2 separate regions of the Homo sapiens genome follow, and region 2 is linked to region 1. The links are chromatin loops, found by intact Hi-C in ENCODE. Cell type or tissue: PC-9. All regions are shown on one strand. Each heading gives the region's core, and the rest is flanking DNA. Links, peaks and the distances in the headings are about the cores only.

What was found. A loop is a pair of places that touch in the nucleus more often than their neighbours do. Peaks named below come from ENCODE experiments on the same cell type or tissue, not always from the same donor. Only the 100,000 strongest peaks of a DNase experiment are listed, where the experiment ranks them.
Region 2: it touches region 1 in a loop (2.1-fold over the local background); 10 of 110 quality-filtered maps call a loop at or near these places.

The regions. Positions count from the first base shown.
Region 1 is chr1:39,257,137-39,260,053 of GRCh38, forward strand. It overlaps MACF1 (microtubule actin crosslinking factor 1), which reads left to right. Exons shown (of 101, transcript NM_001394062.1): 6 at 800-892. Among named protein-coding and RNA genes, the nearest start is that of MACF1, 54 kb to the left of the region's middle. In PC-9, for the core only: CTCF peaks have their summits at 1,687 (motif pointing left) and 1,887; a DNase peak (open chromatin) is centred at 1,715.
Region 2 is chr1:39,397,128-39,400,044 of GRCh38, forward strand. All of the region lies in intron 58 of MACF1 (microtubule actin crosslinking factor 1), which reads left to right. Among named protein-coding and RNA genes, the nearest start is that of BMP8A, 93 kb to the right of the region's middle. In PC-9, for the core only: no CTCF peak of the experiment used is centred there; a DNase peak (open chromatin) is centred at 1,654; H3K4me3 peaks cover 356 bases; H3K27ac peaks cover 2,324 bases.

The DNA of each region.
Region 1 (2,917 bases), core at 180-2,679:
CAAAATCTAGAAATAATTCACATATCCTTCGATGGATGAATGGGTGAACAAAGAGTAGCATATCTCTATAATGGAATACTACTCAGCGATCAAAAGGAGCAAACTGTTGATTCATGCAACAGCTTGGATAGGGATCTCAAGGGCATTATGCCGAGTGAAATAAAAAGACAGTTTCTTTTTTTTTGAGACGGAGTCTCACTCTGTCGCCCAGGCTGGAGTGCAGTGGCACAATCTCTGCTCACTGCAAGCTCTACCTCCCAGGTTCACGCCATTCTCCTGCCTCAGCCTACTGAGTAGCTGGGACTACAGGCACCCGCCACCATGCCCGGCTAATTTTTTGTATTTTTAGCAGAGACGGGGTTTCACCGTGTTAGCCAGGATGGTCTCGATCTCCTGACCTCGTGATCCGCCTGTCTCAGCCTCCCAAAGTGCTGGGATTACAGGCGTGAGCCATCGCGTCTGGCCGGCAGTTTCAAAATCTTGCATGCTGCATGATCCCATTTATCCAACACTCTGGAAAAAGCAAAACAAGGAATCAGGATCAGATCAGTGGTTGTCAGGAATTAGGGGTGAGAGTAGGGTTTGATTACAAGGAGGGGGCCAGCACAAGGGACCTTTTTGGGGTGATGAAACTGTTTTGTGGTGGTAGTTGCATGAATCTATACATGTGTTAAAACTCATAGAACTGTACACCAAAAAAGAAATCAGTTTAACTGTAAATCAATAATGAAGTGATGCAAAAATTTAATCAAAACAAAAAGTCCTAGAGCTCTGAGCCGTGCTTTTATTTCTTTTTCAGGTGAAACTAGTGAATATTCGCAATGATGACATCACAGATGGCAACCCCAAGTTGACCCTGGGTCTGATCTGGACCATTATTTTGCATTTCCAGGTAGGGCATGTGAAGTTTGGAATTCCTGTTGCTTTGTTTGGACATGGCCTAGAAAGTTGCACTGCCTTCCACAGACAGCATTGAGCCTTCCTTCTCTCTATTTGTCAGTGAACAAAGGTGGATGGGAGTTGGAAAGGAAAATTAAGATTGATCTGCAGACAAGCTGTTGTATCGTAAACGCAAAACTTCCTAATTATTTGCTTAATTAAATGGAGGGATTTTTTTACCCATTTGTGGTTTGGCCCTGTCCTCAGCAGTCTGGTTATTAGAGGTCTGTTTGCTCAGCTGAATCAAAATGAGGCTCTTGAAGGACTCAGAATATGAGGGTTGAGAAAAGCTGTTGGTGTTGATGCTTTAGAATGGTGGAGTGAAGGTTCATAGTCCTGCTCTAATGTAGACTTTTTCTCATCTCTAATAACCTTTAAACAAGCCTCGTTAATTAGAATACTTTAGTATCTGGGTTTGTATATGTGCTGGCAAGCACAACCTTGCAGCGGCCATCACACCCAAGAGCATCTTGAAGAATATTCACATGGTCACATGGCCTTCCTCTTCCTAAGAAGGCAAATCCTTTTTAGATCTGAATTGCTATTGGAAAAGTACAGCCCTATTTTTATAAAAAGGCTGTTCTTTTACATCCCTTTTAGGTCAGCCAAACAAAGCTATTTCTCAGACAGCTCTCTCTGATACACAGTTGCTGCACATGAGGCTGATGGATTAGAGGCTGATAGCTAGTGGGAATAGAAGGCAGGGTGCCGACTTCAGGGATGAGGCCAAGGTGACATCCTAGCTGGGGAGTTGGCGCTACCTGCTGGTTAAAGATAGAACAACAGGTGTCCCCGAATTCCTGAGAGAAAAATCTGAGTGCTTAGGCTTGTTTCTTGAGGCTCTAGTTTGGAAGCAATGCTGGCAGTCACCAGCATGGACAGGGCTAGGATTGTGTGGTGGTAATGTATTTTTGTGGAACCACAGGGTATCCTCAGGCAAGCTTTGGGCATAGGGATAACCAGGAACATGAACTTGGTAGGTGTGCTCTGTCTGGCAGGATGGGAAACTTTGTTGAGCTTTCATGGAGGACTACAGTTATCCCTTTGGAACTCTTATGAACAGAGGAGCTTTTAGAGAAATTTGTTTGTTTTTTGGTCACAAACCTGCCCTCACTGTGAGTGCCCAATGTTTGTCTCATAGGTGGGAGGTAAGGAGAATTTATTCACTGTCTCTATTCACCCCAACTACTACAACTAAATTAATTTCCTTTTTTTTTGACCGAGTTTTGCTCTTGGATTGCAATGATGTGTTCTTGGCTCACTGCAACCTCCGCCTCCTGGGTTCAAGAGATTCTCCTGCCTCAGCCTCCCAAGTAGCTGGGATTACAGGCACCTGCCAACATGCCTGGCTAATTTATATGTTTTTAGTAGAGATAGAGTTTCACCATGTTGGCCAGGCTAGTCTCGAACTCCTGCTCTCAGGTGATCCACCCACCTCGGTCTCCCAAAGTGTTGGGATTACAGGCGTGAGCCACCGTACCAGGCCATAACAAATGTTTAAATAGAGAAAACATTTTCTTTTCTTTTTTCTTTTTCTTTTTCTTTCTTTCTTTTTTTGTTTTTTGAGACGGAATTTCGCTCTTGTTGCCCGGGCTAGAGTGCAATGGTGCAATCTCCGTTCACCGCAACCTCTGCCTCCCGGGTTCAAGAGATTCTCCTGCTTCAGCCTTCCGAGTAACTGGGATTACTGGCATGCACCACTACACCCGGCTAATTTTGTATTTTTAGTACAGGGTTTCTCCATGTTGGTCAGGCTGGTCTCAAACTTCCAACCTCAGGTGATCCACCTGCCTCAGCCTCCCAAAGTGTTGGATTACAGGCGTGAGCCACCGTGCCCGGCCAGAAGAAACATTTCCTTGAAGCATTTAAAAATTTCATTTCTTTCTGTTTACTAGTTTTCAGAATAATTAGTTGGTTCGCTAAGATTCTCCAAAGGTGACCAATAATAGTTCCTTTGTTCACCATTTTTTTTTTAGTA
Region 2 (2,917 bases), core at 274-2,773, 140 kb after region 1:
TGCTAGTCCTTGTGGTGGGTACTGGAGTCTCAGATAGTCTCTAGTTAACAGTGTACAGATGTGCCTTGACTTACAGTGAAATTATGTCTGGAAAAACCCATCATAACTCGAAACTATTGTAAGTCAGAAATGCATTTAATGTACCTACTGACAGCCGGGTATGGTGGCTCATGCCTGTCATCTCAGCACTTTGGGAGGCCGAGGTGGGTGGATCACCTGAGGTCAGAAGTTCAAGACCAGCCTGGTCAACATGGTGAAACCCGGTCTCTACTAAATATACAAAAATTAGCCGGGCGTGGTGGCGAGCGCCTGTAATCCCAGCTACTCAGGAGGCTGAGGCAGGAGAATTGCTTGAACCCGGGAGGCAGAGGTTGCAGTGAGCTGAGATCATGCCATTGCGCTCCAGCCTGGGCAACGAGCGAAACTTCGTTCCAAAAAAAAAAAAAAGTAGCTACTGACCATCATAGCTCAGCTTAGCCTACCTTAAACATACTCAGACACTTACATTAGCCTACAGTTAGGCAAAATCATCTATCAGAAAGCCTATTTTATAATAAAGTGCTGACTCGCTCATGTAATTTATTGAATATTGTACTGAAATAGAGAAACTGAATGATTGGGTACTTGAAGTATGGTTTCTACTGAATGCATATCACTTTCACCATCATAAAGTTGAAAAATCTTCAGTTGAACCATTGTTAAGTCAGAGACCATCTATAGTAAGGGAAACAGATACAGAGAATTACAGTGGTACTGATGTAGTGGTAAATGCAGTAAGAAAGATCTGAGTCTAAATGATCTCTGAAAAAAACTCTAAATCAGACATTTAAAATCCTATTTTGCAGATAAGAAAACTTAAGACTTGAAGAGGTTAAAATAACTTGTTCGAGCCACATAGCAAGTAAATATTAGAGTTGGGATTGGGAAGGTCTGTTTGGCACCAAAGTTTATGCTACACCAGTGGTTGTCAACCAAGCATAGCTTTGCAGAGACTCCCACTCCCCGCCACTCCTTTTTTTTTTTTTTTTTTTAAACAGTTTCACTCCCATCACCCAGGCTAGAGTGCAGTGGCACAATCATGGCTCACTGCAGCCTCGACCTCCCAGTCTCAAGTGATCCTCCTGCCTCAGCCCCACAAGTAGCTGGAATTACAGGTGCATGCTGCCATTCCTGGCTAATTTTTGTATTTTTTGTAGAGATAGAGTTTCACCATGTTGCCAAGGCCGGCCTTGAACTCCTGAGCTCAAATGATCTGCCTACCTCAGCCTCTCAGAGTGCTGGTATTACAGGAATGAGCCACAGTGCCTGGCCCAGAGACATTTTTTATTGTTATGACTGGAAAAGCTGCTACTGGCATCTAGTAAGTGCTGCGAAACAACCTACAATACACAGGATGACGGCCCCTTACAATGAAAGAATTATTCAGCTTACTTCTAGAAAGCTAGGGAATTTGATTTTTGCCATCTTCAGATCCCATGACAAGTAAGAGTTAACTGATTAAATAGTTCCACTCGCTGGGGGTGCTTCTGTGGTTTTCCTCTCCTTTTAAGAAAATTAGTTAAGAAATAGTGTTGCTTCCGGGAGTGACTTACACAGATAGAGTCAGGATCTTGGGGAACTAATCTGAGTCAGCGACTGAAGAATTTTCTCTATGCCTGACCAGTCCCCACCCCACACTGCCACAAGGCTCCTGCTGTGGAAATCAATCAGCTGTGTATCTCAGGCTGCTTCCTGTAGGGTGTGTTATGGAATGGCATCAGCCCTTGCACCAGCTGGGAGTACTGATCTCAGTGTGATTTTATCAGACTATGTTTCTTTTGAGCCTTACTGTTTGGAACAAAGGACCCTCTGTTAAGAATGCAGAGAGCTGGTGTGATTGGATAGCTAGCATATACATACATGGTTCCTATGGGAAAAAAACAGACATAAATTATGCTATAGCCCTCTAAAATTTTCATCTCCAAAATGATTTCCTGACCTTCTGTCTGTATTCACAGTTCTTTCTGTAAGTGCTTATCCTTCCCCCAAAGCAATTCGAAGGCCATCTGATCTGATAAATGGTTGTATCCTTCAGAACTAGCCTATTTCTGTGTCTCCAGTCTTGGATGTATTTGATCCCCACTATCTTTCCAGTGTTATTTCCTATATAGACCATACACTACATCCAGTTACCCCAGACACTCCTTATACATTTTAGGTATTTGATTTCTGAAGTCATAGCTCAAGTCCACTTCTTTATAAAGCTTTTTTTTTTTTTTTTTTTTTGAGATGGATTCTGGCTCTGTCACCCAGGCTGGAGTGCAGTGGTGCGATCTCGGCTCACTGCAATTTCTGACTCCCAGGTTCAAGCGATTCTCTTGCCTCAGCCTCCCAAGTATCTGGGATTACAGGCACGCACCATCTTGCCTGGCTAATTTTTTTGTATTTTTAGTAGAGACAGGGTTTCGCCACGTTGGCCAGGCTGGTCTCGAACTCCTGACCTCAGGTGATCCACCCACCTCGGCCTCCCAAAGTGCTGGGATTATAGGCGTGAGCCACCATGCCCGGCCTTATAAAGGCTTTTGATCTCCCCAGCTCACTACTCCTGATCTCTTAATCATTTACAATGTATAACTCACTTGGCTTTTATCACATACCACCTAATTTTGACATTTTCTGATTATATCCATTTGTCCTATCCCCTCAGTTAATTCACTTTTGTGTCCCTTAATGTAGTTAGCATATTGGTATATACACAGTTGGAGATGAGACAATATTTGACTGACTGGATGAACATTCTTTATTTCTCATAAGCCATGTGAGCTCTAGGATTCAAAATGCTATCTACTCTGCAAGACTTGAGGTATATATCCTTGTGTGTCCTGAAGAAATTCTAATCTTAGCCTGATTTCCTCAGTTCTCCATCTTTCTTCTGGGC